2 separate regions of the Homo sapiens genome follow, and region 2 is linked to region 1. Evidence: chromatin loops called from intact Hi-C (ENCODE). Cell type or tissue: OCI-LY7. All regions are shown on one strand. Links, peaks and the distances in the headings refer to the core of each region. The heading gives the core; the rest is flanking DNA.

The links. A loop is a pair of places that touch in the nucleus more often than their neighbours do. Peaks named below come from ENCODE experiments on the same cell type or tissue, not always from the same donor. Only the 100,000 strongest peaks of a DNase experiment are listed, where the experiment ranks them.
Region 2: it touches region 1 in a loop (4-fold over the local background); 1 of 110 quality-filtered maps calls a loop at or near these places.

Annotation. Positions count from the first base shown.
Region 1 is chr16:88,474,543-88,483,626 of GRCh38, reverse strand. The region is part of intron 1 of ZFPM1 (zinc finger protein, FOG family member 1); the gene reads right to left. Among named protein-coding and RNA genes, the nearest start is that of MIR5189, 10 kb to the right of the region's middle. RefSeq lists enhancers at 1-392, 2,466-2,966, 2,967-3,467, 3,934-4,858, 4,859-5,784 and 1 more. In OCI-LY7, for the core only: a CTCF peak has its summit at 3,979; DNase peaks (open chromatin) are centred at 3,076, 3,656 and 3,956; H3K4me3 peaks cover 1,248 bases; H3K27ac peaks cover 988 bases.
Region 2 is chr16:88,628,251-88,637,334 of GRCh38, reverse strand. It overlaps LOC124903755 (a long non-coding RNA gene), which reads right to left and starts at 2,327. Exons shown (of 2, transcript XR_007065181.1): 1 at 623-2,327; 2 at 1-535. It overlaps ZC3H18 (zinc finger CCCH-type containing 18), which reads right to left. Exons shown (of 18, transcript NM_144604.4): 16 at 8,481-8,577; 17 at 6,754-6,850; 18 at 5,371-6,234. The coding sequence ends at 6,036. RefSeq lists silencers at 2,263-2,422, 2,643-2,722, 2,763-2,822, 2,923-2,972 and enhancers at 1,632-2,561, 3,833-3,902, 8,310-9,024, 9,025-9,084. In OCI-LY7, for the core only: CTCF peaks have their summits at 3,432 and 3,636 (motif pointing right); DNase peaks (open chromatin) are centred at 3,114 and 3,554; H3K4me3 peaks cover 1,001 bases.

The DNA of each region.
Region 1 (9,084 bases), core at 2,463-4,962:
GGCCGAAAACAATGGCAAGTTCTGGAAGTGCAGTGAGGGAAGGGGCCATGAGAGAAAGACAGAAAAACACGGGGATGGGAGGGGCTGCCGCCGGTAGATCTCGGAGGGAACAGTGGTTGTTGTGAGACCAGCCCCTGAGAAGACAGCTCTGGCAGAGGGGGCCATATGTGCAAAGGCCCTGGGGCGGGGCCAGAGGTGGTGGAGGAAGGGGAGGTCGGGGGCCAGGGTGTGCTGGCAGTCAAGGCTGAGGGCAGGCAGGGTCCTGGCCGTGCTGACCTCAGAGGCCACGGGGAGGAGGGGACCCTCATCCTGGGGCCACCGGGGAGCCATGGGGGGTCCTGGACAGGAGGGGCAGGTGCCACCGGGGAGCCATGGGGGGTCCTGGACAGGAGGGGCAGGCTGGACTCTCCTAGCTGCAGCCTTTGGGGCTCTAGCTGGGACCCATGAGTCCCGGCCTCCTCAGAGCACCTCAGAGCTGTAATTATAGGAGGGGGCTGGGCTCAGACCACACAGGAGCCAGCCCCAGGCGAGGGCTCACAGCCTCCCATTAAAGCGCCCACACGGGCAGGCTCCAGGGCAGGCTGGGCCACCCCTGACCGGTTCAACTCCTGCCCCTGGGACAGGAGGCCCAACCCGAGTGCCCTCCCTCAGCACACGCCAGGGCAGAAAAGCAGCCACCGAGGCCTCCCCTCCCCACCTCTGGGGTCGGCCCTGAGCAGGCAGTGCCATCCAGAAGGTCAGGAGGTGCTCGGCCATCCCCGACTTGGCGGGAGCACGCGGAACGATCAGCTCAGCCCGGCTCCTCCCCCTTCTAGAGGCCCGGGCTTTCTGTGGCTGGCATGGAGCTGGGAGGGGCTGCCCAGGAGCTGTGCTTCCTCCTGCTGAGCAGCTGTAGGGCATCAGGGCCTCAGTGACCTGCTCTGGCAAATGGGCTGGAGGCCACCTGCCTTCAGGGACTTCGGGGACCAGAGCACTGGGGCTGGGGCCCACAGGAGACACAGCCCTGTGCATACCTGCTGCAGCCTCAGGAAGGTGGGCTGGCTCTCCATACCCCACCCAGGTGGGCCTCAGACACCCAGGGAGGTGCTGGGATGGTGATGGGTTCTCCTATTTACACAAGAACAAAGGCTCCTGCTCCACACAAAGCCGTGGTGATGAGCGTGGAGAAAGAGGCTGCCAGGCTAATTTCAGTTCCAGCACAATTAAAACGGCTCTGATAATGCAGGAGACAACTGTCAGCCCACAAATAGGATGTGTCGAGGTGGATGCTGCCCTGGGCCTGCCTCGGTGTCTGAGAGCAGCTGCCTGGTCCCCACCGAGCCCCTAAGTCAGCACCGGTCTCGTCTGTGGCCCACCTGGGGTCCGTGGGGACTCTCCAGGTGGGCGACAGAGCACTTGGGCCCCCAGTGGCTGGGGGCATCTGTGAGCCACAGCTGCTCTCTGCTGCTTTCTCCCCATGCCCGGGGCTAGCAAAGAACCCCCCTAGCCTCTCTGGGGACCCTCTCTCTGCCCAGTGATGCCAACAGCTGGAGCAGGCCAACCCACGGCCAGGCAGGCTGACAGCTGCTGCGTCCTTGCTGTGTGACCTCGAGCAAGTCACTCCACTCTCTGTGCTCAGTTTCCCGGTCTACAGATGGAAGCCACAGCAGCTCCCACTTCAGGAGATGAAACGTGCAGCCTGCCCGCGTCCTCAGAGCTCAACACAGGGCAGGTGCTCAGTGAACATGAACTGTGGCTAGCACAGGTTTTGAGAAATGGGCAAGGGTGTGAATGGTTAAGACTGGACGGGCGGTGCTCAGCACTTTACAAATGCCCACCCTTAACCGCCCCCACCCACGTAGTCCAGCGAGATGGTCTTCCAATTTCATTTCAGATGGGGAACCTGGGGTGTAGAGGGTGGCAGCCCACACAGACCTCAGCAGGTAGGGGCGGTCAGGAAAGTGCAGGGGGACAGGGTGCATGGAGGAGGGGGTATGAGGACAGTACGGGGACTCGGTGACGGCTGTGGCAGGGTGGAGTGGAGTAGCGTAAGCAGGACCTTGGGGGCAGCCATCGTGGAAATCCCACTCGCCAACCACATCCCAATACCCACAGTGGGAAGCCAGGTCATTCCCACTTTACAGGTGAGTAAACCAAGGCCCAGCAAGGCCGACTTGCGAGCTGCCCTGTCCACGGCCCCCGGCGAGGAGGCAGCGGTGGTGGGGGTGGGGGTGGTGGGACAGGAACTTGGGGCTGGGTTTCAGACCTGCACCCAGCACGTAGCCCTTCCCCGAGCCAGACACGGACCCCACGCCTCCCTCGCCCTGGGACCACCTGCAGTGAGGGTGATGTCAGCCCCATTGCCTGGCCTGGCAGAGGTCAGTGGCCAAGGCTGCACCTGCCTGGAGGTGTCCACGGGCTATGGCTGTGGTCATTGGCGGCCAGGGCAGCACTGGGCTCAGCCCCTGTGGTGCCCGGAGCCCCTTGGTTATCACAGCCAGCAGACACCCGTGCGCCCATCCGTCTCCTGCTCATTAAGCCGGACGCCGAAATGGAAATGAAAACATAATAGCTATTTGATTGGGGGTGAGATATTTTGCATATTGGCTTGGCGCTGATAGCGGAATTTCATCAACTCCCTTTTTTCATGCTTTAAAACTGAATTATGGAGCTGGCTCTGTGCAGCGGGATGATCCCAGCTCCCTTCCAAGTCCCCACACCGACGATTAAGGTGGCCCCTCCCGGCTTTGATGGCGAGGCGCTGGGGGGCTCCTTTGAACGACTGTCTTGCGGAAAGCTGGAGCCAGTCGCTGAGGAGAGGGGGGCATCCCCCAGACTGTGGGCCCCAGGGTGGACATGCCAGGTGGGGCGCAGATGGGGGCTGTGGATGAGGAGTCTGAGGCCCCTGGGGAGGCCCCTGCGGTGCCCCTGGCTCTGTGACCTTGGGCAAGCCTTCTGAAAACCAGGGCCCTGGCCCAGGGAGCACCCTGCTCCGGCTCAGTGTTTGAGATGAGCCTAAGTCCCCAGTGGGTGCCTGCAGGGGACACAGGCGCCTATGCTGGCCTCTCTTGGGAGTTCTCTCATTCTTGGTCTAGAGGGGAGGAAGTGGAGGTGCAGGTGCCTGCCCAGGCCCCATGTGAGCAGCTGGTGGGGCGGGTGACCACTGGCAGCCACACGGCCCCGCTCCTCCCCCACCAGCACCACGGCTCTTTCCTTCACTCTTTCATCCGCTCCCTCACTCACCCGTCCCCTCACACACTCACTTCTTCCTCCTTCGCTTTCGCTGGCTCCTTTCCCCTTCCTGAGCCCTTGGCGTGCCCCACCCTCACGAGGTGCCAGAGATCCTGCAGTGACCAGCCCCATCCCCCAAAAAGTGGAAGATGCCAGTGTGAGCACCACAGGAAAGAGTCAGAGGTGCCATCCAGGAAGGCTTCCTGGAGGAAGTAGCAAGTGGGTGGCAATCTGGATGGGGAGAGGAGGAGGCTGCCAGCACCGGGTCCAGGGAAAAGCGCTCCAGGAGAAAGGAACAGCAGGAGCTGAGGCTGGCACAGGGCAGGCGGCTTCTCCCTGAGCCTGGTTTCAGCGGATCAAACTGTCTTGCCAAAGGCTGGCGTTAGGACTCAGCCAGGTGTTGGCAGTGGGCGCTGGGCGCAGATGTGAGGTTGTCACCACAGCTGCTGTCACTGTTTCTACTCTGCAGGGACGTGCCCCATCTTCCTCCTTCGGCGGGGGGTGTGAGTGGGTGAAGGCCAGGGCTGGGGGAGGAAGTACTGCGGGGGTGGCAGCGGGGGGGAGGGAGGGACGGGGAGGGGAGCGGAGAGGGGCACAGGTCGGGGCAGAGGATGGGATGGGGAGATGGGAGAGGGGTGGGGCTGGGGAGGCAGAAGAGAAAGACCCCCAGGGCTGGCCTCCTGGTCTTGCTGGCCCTGGGTAGCAGGTGGGTGGGGGGGGGTCACAGCATTGCCAGGAGGGAGAACCTGGCCTCTGGCGGCACACAGCGGCCAGATAAGGCCCTGATAACAGACAGAAAATAGCAACAGATTCAGACTTTCCCACCAGCTGGGCAGCGGGCAGCTTGGGCCACGGTGGGGACAGAGAGGAGACGGGGACGGCCCCGCTCGCTCTGTTGAGGCCACGCTATGGGAGCGCAAGGTGACTGGGGCCCAGGCTGGGTCTGGGGGCCGTGGTGAGCCATTGCAGAGGGCCTGGGTCCCCCAGGCTGACCCGAGTTGAGTCTACAGCATGACCTCCAGCCAAGCGGCGCCCTCCCAGGTCCCTGGTGAGTGGCTGATGCTGTCCACACCCCCTGGCCCAGCTAGGAGCATCTCTCATCCCGTGAATCTCGCCAAGCAGGGAAACCGAAGCACAGAGAGCAGTGGTAGCAGCAGCCCAGCCCCGCCATCAAAGTGGGGTCTGCTGGCGACACCAGCCCAGCACCACCTGCGTGGGGAGCCCGGCCCCGCGGTTGGGACTCGGGACTCACCGCCCACACCCTCAGGACCAAGTGGCCAGTACCTCACGCGCAATCCATCAAGCAGCCAGACTGACTTCCAGGCACTAGGGCAGCTGAGGGAGTGGGCGCAGAGCCTGGGAGAGCCCGGAGCAGACGGCGCCTTCTGTGCCTACCCACCTACCCACTGGGGAGCCCAGGCTCGGCACACGCCCTCGGAGCCTCGAGCCTCCTTCACGTCCAACCCATCACCCCGGTGTGGCCCGGAGCCACCACTGCCATGTGGGGTCCAGGCCCCCGGGGAAGTCTCCACCCCCGTTTCCCTCGAGTAGCATTTGTCACCTGGCTTCTTAAACCCATGGGTCCTCAGGTTGGCCCCCAACTCCTTCCCCTGCCGCCCTTGCCTTGGGGCCTCAGCACCCCCTGCCCCCTCTACGGGAACCCTCGCCTCTATGTGCAGTTGAGGCCTCCTCATCCCTCTGGCGGAGGCTTTTTCCCCCAGCCTAGGTCCGTCCCCCATGGTCCAGGCCTCCCTTCCAGCACCCCAGCTCTGCCGGAGCCTCGTTTATTTGTAGGTCACACTGGTTCACCGGCTGGACTGGGAGGGGGCATGTGTGCCTCTGTGGGCCCGCAACAGCAGCTCAGTGAGCCCTGCGGGAGGCAGGACGGGCAACCGTGACAGCGACCCCTTACAGGGATGCCGGCACCAGGTGCTAAAGAAAGAACACAGGAACGGCTGTGTAGACGCAGACGCTGATGGAGATGAAGAATGAAGAGGCCCTCGGGGGCTATGAGAGGCCCAGGCGGGAAGAGTGCCCTGCAGCAGCCCCACCCCTGGCCCACCCGCAGCTCCTCAGTTCGGGATCAGCACTTGCTGTCAGCCAGGGCAACCACAAAAGCGGATGCCGGTGAGGGTGCGGCTTACTAGAGCAGAGCCCTAACCAGCGCAGGAGCACGTGGCTGAACCTCCAGGGTCCCAGAGAGTCGTGGCAGGCTGGGGACGTGGCCTGAGCCCACCACCCGGGCTGTGCCTTCTGGGCCCAGACACCCTCCCCCATCGGTCCTGCCCCTCAACTGTGCCAGCGGGCCTGGGGCAGGGGAGACATGGCGGTTGAGCGGCTCCACCAAGAGGCAGACAGACAGAGCTCCCACACACCCTGCCATGGGGAGCTCGTGCCTCTTCTGAGTCCCAGACCCACCCACCCCCAGGTCTGTTCTCCCTGTTCTCCCCTCCGAGGTCGGCCTCAGGCTGTGGGCTCCAGGAGGGCCAAGCCCACTGAAGCAGCCTCAGAGCCCAACACGCCCTCCAGGCCAAGCCTGGGGAGCTGCTGCTGAACTGAATGTCCCCAGGCTCAAGTAGGTGGCTGCTGTGCAGGGGCCCTGAGCCCTGACTCACTCCCAGTGAGAGCCTTATAAATATTCAATTGAGATGGAATTCACATACAACCAACTGCATCCCCATAAGCATTCTCTTGGTTTTGCTTTTCTTTTCTTTTCTTTTTTGAGACGGGGTCTTGCTTTGTTGCCCTGGCTGGAGTGTGCCTGTGCAATCACGGTTCACTGTATCCTCAAACCCCTAGACTCAAGCGATCCTCCGGCCTAAGCCTCCTGAGTAGCTGGGACCACAGGTTCATGCCACCATGCTGGACTGAAGCAATCCTTCTACCTCAGCCTCCCAAAGTGTTGGGATTGCAGGCATGAGCCACTGCACCCAGCCATGTTTGGCTTTTAAAGGCAGGAAAGTTTGCTGGAAATGGGTATGGTGGTAACACGCAGCCCAAATAAAATCCAGGGCCCCACCTGGCCCAGTCTCAGGCAAAGAAACACACCGCGGTGACCCAAATCTGTGCTTGCTTCTCTTCAAGAGTCTGAAAGGAGTCACTGAAAATCTTACTCTTTCTAGCATCAGCCACCTTCCCCGTGCCCTTCTCCGCTGACCCGGGGCCCTCACAGGCCAAAGCCCACACGCCCAGCCCACGTGGCTGCTCAGCTGTCCCTTCCCGGCACTCATGTGAACTGTGCCCGCTTCTCTCCCTCCTCTCCTCTCCTGTGGTTCCCTCTATGTCCATGTTCCAATTTCCTCATGGAAGGCAGGGAAGCCGGGCTGGCAGAGACCAGAACTCACTTTCAGGGCTGCGGGGAAGGTCTGCGTGGCCCCGGTCTGCGATGGTGTGGAGAAGGGACCCGGCGCACGGGCGTGCGCACGTCCAAATCTTCTCTCCATCGCTATCACACTGTGTGTCTAGCGTAAGCACTGCCCTTGGGGGGCCAGGGTCTTGCAGCCAAAAGCGGTCCCGGGCCAGAAGTGGGAAGCCCTCAGGCCACCGGCTTAGCTTCTGACCATCTCGGGCCCTCAAATTCCCTGCCTTTCCCTGCCCCTCTGGGAAGCCCTCCCTGGCTCAGGTTGGCCCCCATCGTATGTATGTTCAAGTCGAGTCCCTCCCTCGGTGCCAACAGCCTGGATTCCACAACACACTTGCTGTGTGAAGAACTGTCTCCCTGCCTCCCCAGCCACACTTGGCCTTGTGGTCATGTTCACTAAGCAGCCCCCAACCCCTCACCTCCTCTGCTGAAATGCCTCCCATGGGCCCCCGGGGATCTCGGAGCAAAAGCCAAACCCCTACCCAGCTCCCACCTGGTTTCCGAAAATGGCCCTGCCCTGGCTGCCCTCTCTGCCAGAACTTCCAGCAGGCACCTGCTCGGCCCTCTCCCCTCCCTCCCTCAGCCCTCCCCAGTTCCCACGATGGCCGCCCTGCCACTTGGCGGCCCTCTCTCCCTCCCTTCACGTATGCTCACGGCCGCACCCCCAGCATCTGGAACGGTGCCCGGCACACAGTAGGTACCCAGCAAATGCTGATGGACACGGGAAGGGTCAGGGCCTGGAAACAGGCTGGTGGGGTGTGGCTGGCTTGGAGGGGGGTGTGGCTAGGTCATCCTGGGCTCCCCCAGCAGGGAGGCTGTGCAGAGGGATGGAGGCTTGGTTGGTTCCCGCGAGGGGCCTTCGGGTCTCAGCCTGCTCACCCTGGGGTGGGTGAGCCAGGCTGAGTCCCACCTGGTTGGCCGAAGGTGCCCATGGCAAGGTGCCCTGCTACCTGCCCCTGTGGGGTCTGAGGCCTGGGTGGGTGTGGGGGCACCACGAGGAGAGGGATGAGACTCAGGGTCATGGGGCACCAGCATTGGGAGGGGGTTCTGCACCCACACCCCCTCAGCCCCACCACTTCTTCCTGTGGCTGACCCAGTAACCGAGGGGTGGACCTGGTGGGCTTAACTGCCCTGGGCCCACAGCCACGCCCAGCCTCTGGCCGAATGGTGTCCAGGCTGAGCAGCCGTCCAGGGGGCCGAGGGTAGGCCCAGGTCCTCCTGCACGCGTGCGTCCCAGGCAGCATCGGCTGCAGGCAATGCTGGGGCTCCTCTGAGCCCAGCCCCTCCCTAAGCAGAGGAACTAACAGTGGTAGGCAGCAGACAGTGGGCAGTGGCCAGCGAGCCTCGGGGTGGCCACACAGATAGCACAGATCCAGGTGTGCTGACCCAGCAGCCTGCCTGCACCCTTTTCCCGAGCCCTGCCCTGTACCCGGCGTTGTCCTTGGGGTCCTCACAGTCAGGAGAGAGGACCTGGGCTTTCTCAGGCCTCAGCTCGCTCTCCCCTCCTCCTCCTCCCTTTTTCTTGGCTGTGCTCCCCCCCCCGGACCCCTGCCCCTGCTCAGGGTTACTTGGGTGGGATTGGGACACAGGTCTGTGCAGCTTCCAGGCCCGAGGTCTGGTCTCTCCCCTTGCTGGCCTCAGTTTCTCCTCCTGGCTCCACGTCATAGGAGGATCACAGCTCAGCGAGGCCCTTCCCGGTCCCACACCTTCCCTCCCATCGCGTGCGCTCCTGCCCTCACCATGGTCCCTGTGTGTGCCCACCCTCCCCTCTGATGGCCCCCCAGGGCCTGGGCCCTGCCAGGTGCCCACTGCATGGCTGAAGCCAGGGCACCCTCGACACCCCACGGGAGCGTCCACCTGCCTCGCCTGCTCTGGTGCAGGGCTGGCATCGGGCATGGCTCCTCCCGGAGCTGTGGCTCCCTCTGACCAGATCCCCATCAACACGAATGCACAGCCCTTCACAGTTTATGAAGCTCTGCCAGGATCAAGCACAGGCCTGTAGGGAAACTGAGGCAGAGAGCAGCCAGACCTGTCCCTGCATGGTCCCAGCACGGGCCTCAGGTCAGCTGCCATTCAGGGCCAAGTGGAATCTAGCTGGCGACTGGCTCTGGGCATAGGGGCTGCCCAGGTCCTGGTTTACACATCTGGCCAACGAGTATGGACTCATCAGTCTCGAAGAGCTGCTGTGAACAGAGGCTGGGAGGCTCTGCAGGAGGCAGAGAGGCCCCAGATGCGGGTTCCCGACAGCCCTGGGGGTTCTGCAGCAGGGGCGTTAAGAGCGGAGCAAATGAACATCCTATGTGTGGGAATGGAGGATGCCGCGGAGGCTCGGACAGTGTTCAGGATGGAGAAGAGCGGGCTGGCGTGGGGGCTGGCTTCAGACAGGGTGGTCACCAGGGCTTCTCAGAGGCTAACCTTTACCTGTGACTGAGAAGAGCTCCGGGCAGAGAGCGCTGAAGACAGAGCCCCCCGCCCCCCGAAGTGGGACGGAGCCCTGCACGGCCCAGGGATGG
Region 2 (9,084 bases), core at 1,966-4,465, 150 kb before region 1:
AGGCGTGAGGTGTGAGGTGTGACCAGCACACACAGGAAGCTTTATGTAAGCGGGGCCGGGAGCTGCCTTTGGCCTCCTTGATCGGTGAGGCTGGCTGGGGGTGGGGGCGCTGGAGGTGCCTTTGTTTCCCCGGAAAGGGACAGCTGCAGCCAGAACTTGGGAAGGTTTGAATGCCGGGGGTTTGACGTCATCCTGAGGAGGGTTGTCCTGGAGTCCCCAGGGCCCCTGGCCACATCAGAGGTGGGGGAATCTGTCCGCCCTGGTCCCCTCAGCTTCGGGGTGAGGGCGGGAGGGAGGGTGCTTGTGTGCCCCCAGCCTTTCCTCCCCTGCCGCGGTGCAGATGTGTTCCACGGAGGTGTCCTCTAAGCTGAAAACCTCAGTCTCTCTGAACACAAAAGCTCCCAAGTCGGGTGGGGCTGAGGCAGCACTGGGACCCCTGGGCCCTCCAGCACCTCCTCTTGGCCGCTGTGTGGCTCTCAGCTTGTCTGCTGTGGGCCTCTGGGGGTGAAGGAGGCTGTGCCCCAGGGTTAACAGTCTGGGAGGAATCAAAGACAGATTGCTGGAGTCCCCAGGGCTGCTCCTCCCGACAGTGCCCCTGCCCACCCACCCTCTGCTTGCATACCTCCTGTGACGGGGAGCTCACTATCCGTGCTGGTTTCCTAGGGCTGTGCTAACCATGCACCACAAACTGGGGGGTGTGAAATGGGAGAAGTTTATTCCACGAGGCCGTGGAGCTGGGCGTGTTCAGGGCTGGGTCCTCCTGGAGGCTCTTCCAGCCCTCAGTTTCCCGGGCTGGCGGCTCCTCCCGTGGCCTCTCTGCTGCACCCGCCTTTTCCTCTTCTGTGGTTTATAAGGACACTGGTTGTTGGATGTAGGGCCCAGTCTAAAAGATAATCCCTCCCCCCTTCTCAGGACGTGGGACCTGCCTTAACCCAGGATGAGCCATCTCAAGATCCTTTCCCTAATTACATCAAAGCAAAAGCCCCTTTTCCAAATGAGCGCGCGTTCACAGGTTGGGTTAGGGTGTGGGTAGAGCCTTTTCCAGGACACAGCAGAACCCACTGCATCCCCAGCAGGACAGGTGCTCCTGTGTGGGTTGGCCCTGCCTTAGGCTGGGCTGATACAGGCCTCTCTGCACGGGCGCTTGGCTGTCTCAGAAAAATTCCAGCCCCTCACGGCCCTCCCCAAAAGGCGGCCTGAGCGCCTTGAGGGCCACGTCTGTGGCAGCCCCATCTGTGTACCCAGGGTTGAGAGTAGTGCAGGGCATACAGGAGGGTGCTCTGTAAATAACACAGAATGGAAAAAGGAGGGAGGAGAGCGGCTCTCCCCATGGGTACAGTGGGATGATAGCAGCTCCAGTGCCAGGGCTGCCCTGAGGCGCATTAGCATCACCTGCCTGGCTCAGGTGGTCGCAGGCCGCAGCACCTGCCGCCAGGAGGCTGACAAGCACTCTTACTGTTGGGAGACAGGGCGGCGGCAGTGGGGCAGGGGTGTTTGTCTTTTCTCCAGAGTCCACTCAGCCATTCTTCTGGGGACAAAAACTCAAGACCCCCCGCAATCTCTGCATGCCAAGCACAGCCTGGGGGTAGGGGGCTGGGCCCCTCCCTGGCTCCGGAGTCTCTGGGGGCCTCCCCTGGGTTGAGACCTACGAAGCAGCCCCGGGGTCCCTTCTGCCACAGAGAGGGGCCCAGGGGAGCCTCATTGGAAACGTCCCGAGGGGCCTGCAGCTGGGTGCTCAAGATGTTTTGTGGAAACCCTGACGAGTCACCGGGCTCAGCATGGCCGGGCCTGGCCTCCCCAGTGCTCTGCCCAACCTGCCCAGCTGCGGCTTGGGGCTAGGGCTGCAGGCCAGGCCGGGTGGGGAATCTTGAGGAGGGGAGGAGGGTGCCTTCGTGCAGGGTTAGGGAACGCACAGTGTTGGGAGGGAAAGACAAATTGATGTCAGTCCTCGTCCTCTGCTGGGAGTCCTTGTGCAGTGCACGACCTGCTCAACCATACCCAAGAAAGAGAGGAAGGGGGAGGGAATAGGAGCCAGAGGGAATGGAGGAAAACGCCAGGAAAAGACGGGGAGAGCGAGAAGCCCCCCACCTCGGCCTAGTGCCCTCGTCCCCCATCCCCCGGTGGAGCCAGTGACCCTCCCTCCTGGCATGGGGAACAGGTCTGTCCACACGTGGGTCACACACGCCGTTCCCTCGGGCAGGACCTGGTCGGCCTGATGAGGGCAGCCAGTGCCTGAGGAGGTAAATGGCCGAGTGGAAAAGTTCGGCAGGAGGGAGTGAGCAGAAGAAGCCGGAGCCCTCGGGCACAGGAGTGTCCTCCCCGGCCTCCCTCCCTCGGCTGGGCGCCCCCGCATCCTGCGCCCCGCCCAGGGGAGGATGGAAGAAGGCAGCCCCACCGCGGACTCCGCTCCGCCCCCGCCTCCTTCCTCCTCCGACCCGGGGCTGCCTTCTCCCCAGCGGCCGCCGCCCCATCTCCCGCTTTGCTCTGGTTCTGAGGTGGGACGGCCGGACTCCCAGGCACAGGCTGCACCGCGAGAACGGCGCCAGGGACCCGGCCAGCGCCGCGCGTCTCCCCACCTTCCGCGTGTTCTCAGCGCTGTCCCGGGGGTCGCAGGGCCAGGAAGACACGCCCGGGGGGACCTGCGGGACCTGCGGACTGGGCGGGGCCCGGGGTCCTGTGGGCGCAGAGGACGGGAGGACGAAGGGCGGCCTGCGCTCCTGCGGGTGGCTGAGGCAAGCGCAGAAATACCGGGTTGGGCAAGACTGGAAAAGCGGCGGCAGGAAGGCTGGAGGGCGACCCGGAGGCGGAGGCCCAGACAGGCCGAGCGGCTCTCAAACCACAACCCGGGCCCGCCCCCAGCAGACCACGCCCCCGGACCCTGGTCCGGAGATGCGGAACGAGGGGCTTCAGACAAACGCAGGGCCGGGCGGGTCAGAGGCAGCGCGGGGGACGCCCCCCAGACGCAGCGAAGGACGGACCCACGGTCAGGAGCCCTTCAGCGCCCTGAGCGGGCCTGCGGGAAGAGGGGTGAGGCAGGGAGGGCACTGGACAGGGCGGAAGGAAGCGCTCTCTGCAGGGTCTCCCCCCTACATCAAGGCGCAGGTGCACAGTGGGTCACGCGCTGCCGGCTGCCCACAACGCAGGTGTGTCCAGCCGAGGGCACTGCTGGCGGGGGTGCAAAATCGTCATGGGACGTTGGCTGGGACAGCAGAGGGCCCCTCCCTGCGGCGCGGCCGCCCCCACCCCCTCATGGGTTTTCCCCGGCAGGAGTGGTCTCGTGTGTCTCGGCCTTTTCCCCATCTGTGGATCCCTCTAGGGCCACCGCCTCCAAGCAGGGTCTACGTCTGCCTGCCCACCCAAAGCCCAGCCGAACGGGTGGGTGGAAGCGTGGCTGTGGGGGAGGAGCTGCGGGCAGAGGGCAGAGGCCCTGGGGCACCCCCTGGGAGGGGCTGGCGGGCGGATGCCGTTGCCAGAATCCCACACAGGCTTTCTAGTCACTGCATGGGGAGCGAGGAGAACGTGAGTGCCAACCACCTGGAGCAGGACGTCCCTGGAGGGCGTGGACGCCCATCGATGCCTGTCACACAGCAAGGCCGTCCTTCCCAGCTGCCTGACCAAACATCCTCTCCACTAGACCACATGGGGGCAGTCACCCTCCTAGGACAGGCCCCTCTGCACCAGTGTCCAAGAGCCAGAGGGATGGGTAGCCACACCTGGGGTCCACTGCCACCCGGTGCGAGTTCAAACCCAGCTCCAGACTGAGGTGCCTAGGGCTGTGGCCGGGGGCTGAGCAGCCGCAGAGGGGACCTCGCCTGGTCCCAGTCCACAGGTGAGCTGTGGTGGGTTCACCTGTCTGCTCCTGGCCGTTGAGCTGTGGTGGGCTCACCTGTCCGCTCCTGGCCGTAAAGAGACAGTCACTGCAGATGCTAGCTTGAGGTGCCCCACACTGGGGGCACAGAGCGCCATTTCCTGGCCTCCAGCCCTCATGGTGCAGCTCACAAATGACAGGCTGCAGGCTGGCACCCAGGGTGGCCTGGACTCCAGCTCTGTGGCCTTGAAGGCCACCCTTTTCAGAGAATGGGAATTCCCTTGCACCTGGCTTTGACCTGATGGCAAATCGGATAAGCCTCAAAAAACTGTGGCCGGACGCGGTGGCTCACGCCTGTCATCCCAGCACTTTGAGAGGCCGAGACGGGTGGATCACGAGGTCAGGAGATCGAGACCATCCTGGCTAACATGGTGAAACCCCGTCTCTACTAAAAATACAAAAAATTAGCTGGGCGTAGTGGCGGCCGCCTGTAGTCCCAGCTACTCGGGAGGCTGAGGCAGGAGAATGGTGTGAACCCGGGTGGCGGAGCTTGCAGTGAGCCGAGATCGTGCCACTGCCCTCCAGCCTGGGCGACAGAGTGAGACTCAGTCTCAGGAAAAAAAAAAAAAAAAAAAGAAAAGAAAAAATTGCTGAGACACATGATCCAGGCCGCTGGGACACAAGATGAACTGCATGGCCTGCGCTATCGGAGGGAGGTGGACATAAAATGGGAAACAGTCCCCTCAGGAGTGCACAGGCGGTCCCCCTGTGGTGCTCGCTCACGCCCAGCTCCTCTGCCTACACTCTAATTGTCATTTAATCCAGGGGAAGAGTGGCATGGACGCAGGTCATGCTGGGAGCAGAAGCACGGGATGCTGCCTCCCTGGGGCTCAGCTCGCGGCCCCGTGGGAGGGAGCTCTCTCTTGGAGGTCTCATCCTGAACCTCGGGTCAGGAAGTAGATGAGGGAGATGGGTGGGCCGCAGGCCTGGGCACCACACCGCGGCTACCTGAATCTGATTAAAGGAGGCGCTGGAGGCCCTGGAGCGTGCACCTGGGAGGCCGCTGCCCAGGCGCAGGCCTGTGGCTTTCAAGGTGGAAAGCAGGGAGCAGCAGCGGTGGGTCCTGGGGGGCTCTGCCGGTGGCCCCTGCTGTGGAACGTGGCATCACACGCGGGGCCTGGCTCAGCAGGTCTGGGGCCTGCACACGGAGCCGGTGGTGGTCACTGCAGTGGTGGCAGCTGGGCTTGGGGCTGGGAGTCAGCCCTGGACCTCTTCCCCTCCAGCAGCTCCACGGCCCCTGCAGGGAAAGTACCTCCACCTCACGGACCAAGGAAGCCCCAACCCAGCCCCACGAATGGGGAAACTGAGGCGCAATGCTCTCCTGGGCTGGGTCTGAAGGCAGGAGCTGCTCCACAGCCGGTCCTCCCGGGGGGAGTGAGTGCACAGCCACACCCTCGCCCCCCAGCGGCTCCCGAGTGCTGGGCCGAGTGCAGTGCACGACACAGAGGCAGCCCCGGCTGCGCATGGGCAGAGGGCGCACACACCACGAGGGCAAGGACAGCTGCTTATCAAAATATTTTATTTTAGGAGACCCCTCAAAAAAAGACCCACCACATTAGACAGACGCCCCAACAACACCCTTGGCCTTTTTTTGGTCTTTTCTGTATTTTTTCCTTTTTAAATCAACTAAAACAATTTGATGCTTAAAATAAAAGACAGGAAATATTTCCTGATGAGACTTTAGTCGAGAATATAGATATATTTCTGATCCGGGGGCGGGTGATCAGGGGCGGGGGAGGAGAAGGATGTGCCACCAGTGGTTCGCGAGGTTCCGTTTCTCAGCTCAGGAGGGAGCCTGGCTGCCTGGACCCGGGCTAGGGACCCAGAGCTGGGGCTCCACAGGCCTGACCAGGGCCAGGGAAGAAGACGGAGGAGGAGGAAGAGAAGGCGGGGCTGGCGGCTGGGGCTTGTAATTTACATGAGAACCGTGCTGGTCACTAGCGCTGTCTGTGTCTGTCTGTCCTGCGGGACTTCTGCTCTGGGGAGGGAGGCTGGGATTCAGCGTCGTTGTCATTTCCTGTGTGGCTTCTTTTCCAGCTGAGAAACTTTTTTTTCTTTTTTACTTTTTAAAAAGAATCACAGCCAAAATAAGACATTAACTGCAAAATCCAAAATGGCTGCGCTTACCCTATGTATAAAAATGCGTCCAGTCCGGTCGGGGCACGGCCTATGCTTTCCCGGGGATCTTGGCCCGCTTGCGTGCAATAGCATCCTCCACGGCCTTCAGCTGTTTCAGCAGCTCCTCCCGCCGAGACAGCGTGCTGGCCTTCCCTGATTTGGTGCTGGCGGCGCCGGGATCCGAGGCTTTGCCGGGCACGCTCGTGACCTTGCTGGAGCTCTTGGACTGGGGTGACAGCTGGCGCTTCCTACAAGGGGGTGGGGAAGACCTTGAGCCCCCAGAAGCCACGTCTGCAGGTGGAAGGGGTGACCTCCCCGTAGGGGCGCTTCCACTGTGTCCTCAGCGGCCACCAGGACAGGCAAGGGGCTCCCTGGATGGCCAGGCTCCCACTGCCACAAGCAGGCCTGGTCCTAGCCACTGGCTCCCGGGCTTTGTGGAGCAGACTGGGAGGGTCCTGGGCTGGCCCCGCACAACCTCCTGTTATTCTTCCCACCTCTGTGCCCAGGGATCTTTTGCCCAAGGGCATGCGGAGCAGAGGGCACCCTCCAGCCTCAACCAGGGCAGGAGCGTGTGTGTGTGTGTGGGGGGGGGTGGGGGGTGGGGCTGCAATTCGCTGTCCATGCCCCTCACCCCGTCAGACCAGCAGGAGCTGTAGTGACGCCTCCAGCCTGGCCCAGTGCTAGCCCTGCTGCTGCTGGCCTCCCTGGGGAAGCGACTGGGGCTGGCCCCCTCGGTGTGCCCAGGGCACATGCTGGGTGGGACTCACCTGTCAGCCGGGGCTGCAGGGGCTTTGGAGTTCTGGCCTCTCTGCCGCTCTGGCTTCGGGGAGCCCAGTCTCCCACCTGACTTCCGGTCCCGAGAACCTGGGTGATAGGTACAGAGTGAGACCACCCTCCTGATGTACAGGGAATGGCTGTGTGGGTGGCCTCACCGATGCCAGGGACTCACTTCTAAAGCCTGAGGCTGCTTAGTTCACCACCTTCATTTTTATAAAGAAATAAAAAGGGGAGAGCCAAGTAGGAGAAGAGAGATGTGGGCACCAAGGCATCTGGAAATGAGGCTGAGGCCAAACCTGGGCCCCAGGTTCCAGCAAGCAGCCAATATCTCACGCAGAGAGACAAAACTCCTTCCTAGCTTTGAAGAAATTTATCACATGGGTCTTCAAATACGGAACAACAAGAAAGACATGGCAGTAAAGAAATACAAGCAAAGCCGAGAGACTAGGAGTGTTTCACTCTGGCAATGTTAGGAGGGAGGCGCGGCAACCGAGGGGGGGGCCACTGCCCAGCGCAGGCCCAAGGCTGGTGCGAGAACAAAGGTCCGCAGGACCCCAGAGGCCCTGGTTCCAACCCCAGGCAAGGGCAGCAAGGCTGTTCCAGACCAGCCACACAGGGCACAGGCCCTGGGCTTAGGGACAAAGGTGAGCAGCTTCCTCTTCCTGTGTCCGACAAACCCAGAGAACTGCTTGGGAAGGGGTCTGGAAGCCCCCTGCCTGTTCTCTGTGTCTGGGAGTGTCTGTGCGGGTGGCCAGGCCCCCTTGTCCTCTATCTGGTTTGAGCTCCACCCATCAAAGCCAGCCAGGACAATCTCCCTGTCTTTCCATCTGGGCCCCAGCTCTTGGGGTGTGGTCAGCATGGCTGGGGGTCCCCGAGGCCCTTTCAGGTCTGTGTGGTTCAACAGTAATATAGACACTATCTGCCTCGTCACTCAGTCCGCAGGAGCCTGGGAGGATCTCCAGAAGGCACGAGGCATGTGGGTCCAGCCGTCTTCCGTCAGCCAGACTGAAGAGATTTGCAAAAATGGAAAAACCAATGCCATTCCTGCTCATTTGTTTTGGAAAATATATTTTGCAAAAATGGCACATGTGTAAAAAAAAATACAGTTGCTCTTGTTGCCCAAGCTGCAGTGCAATGGTGCAATCTCAGCTCACTGCAACCTCTGCCTCCCAGGTTCAAGCGATTCTCCTGCCTCAGCCTCCCAAGTAGCTGGGATTACAGACGCACGCCACTACGCCCAACTAATTTTTTGTATTTTTAGTAGAAACAGGGTTTCACCATGTTAGCCAGGCTGGTCTCAAACTCCTGACCTCAGATGATCTGCCCACCTTGGCCTCCCAAAGTGCTGGGATTACAGGCATGAGCTACCGCGCCCGGCCTAATTTTTGTATTTTTAGTAGAGACAGGGTTTTACCAGGTTGGCCAGGCCGGTCTGGAACTCCTGACCTCAAGTGATCTGCCGGCCTCAGCCTCCCAAAGTGCTGGGATTATAGGCGTGAGCCACCACGCCCGGTCCTGTTATTTTTAAACAAATATTTAAAACCTTTTCTTCGTTTTAGTTTTCAACACCCTAAATACCGACAGGCATCATCTGCAAGTCAGATGTTCTCTGGACCCTCCTCCTACTTGTTAAGAGCAATGGGGTCTCAGACCCAGCTGCTCCGCATCCCCAGGCTCCCGTCCCTCTGCCCTGCCCCCTAGGGGCTGGGAGGCTCACCTCGGTCTGGGGATGTGTTGGGCCGCTTGGCTGGAGGAGGGCTCTGCCTGTCCTTGTCTGATGGTTCATAGCGCTTCCTGCTTCCTTTATCAGCCGCCTGGGACAAGAGAGAGGCCAGTGAGGACAGCAGGGCCAGGAGCCAGAAGCCGTGTCCTCGCCCCAGAGGACATGGGTTCCTTGCCAGCAACCTGCTCTGCTCCCAAAGGTCCCACCACACACCCATGAGACCCCGTAGCCCTGAGTGAGGCCTCCAGGACCCGGACCAAGGGCACCCCCACTGTGCACTTGGGGCCCTTCACGTTCCAGGGGAAGCACCCTGCAGGCCTTCCTGCTCCCCACGGGGGCCACTCTAGGAGGACCTGGGACCCATGAAGCCAGGCCTCTTGCCCTTCCAGCAGAGGACAGGGATGTGTCCTGCTGAGGACAGAGGACAGGGACGGAGGCTTCCTGTATTGTGTTGAGACTGCATGGCAGGGAATGGCGGCCACAGGCACGAAGAGAACGCCCTCTCTGTTCAGAGAGAGGCCAGCAGCACCCAAACCTCCCCAGATGCTCACACTTCCCAGCCCAGGCCGGAAAGATGGAGTCTCGCTTTGTTACCCAG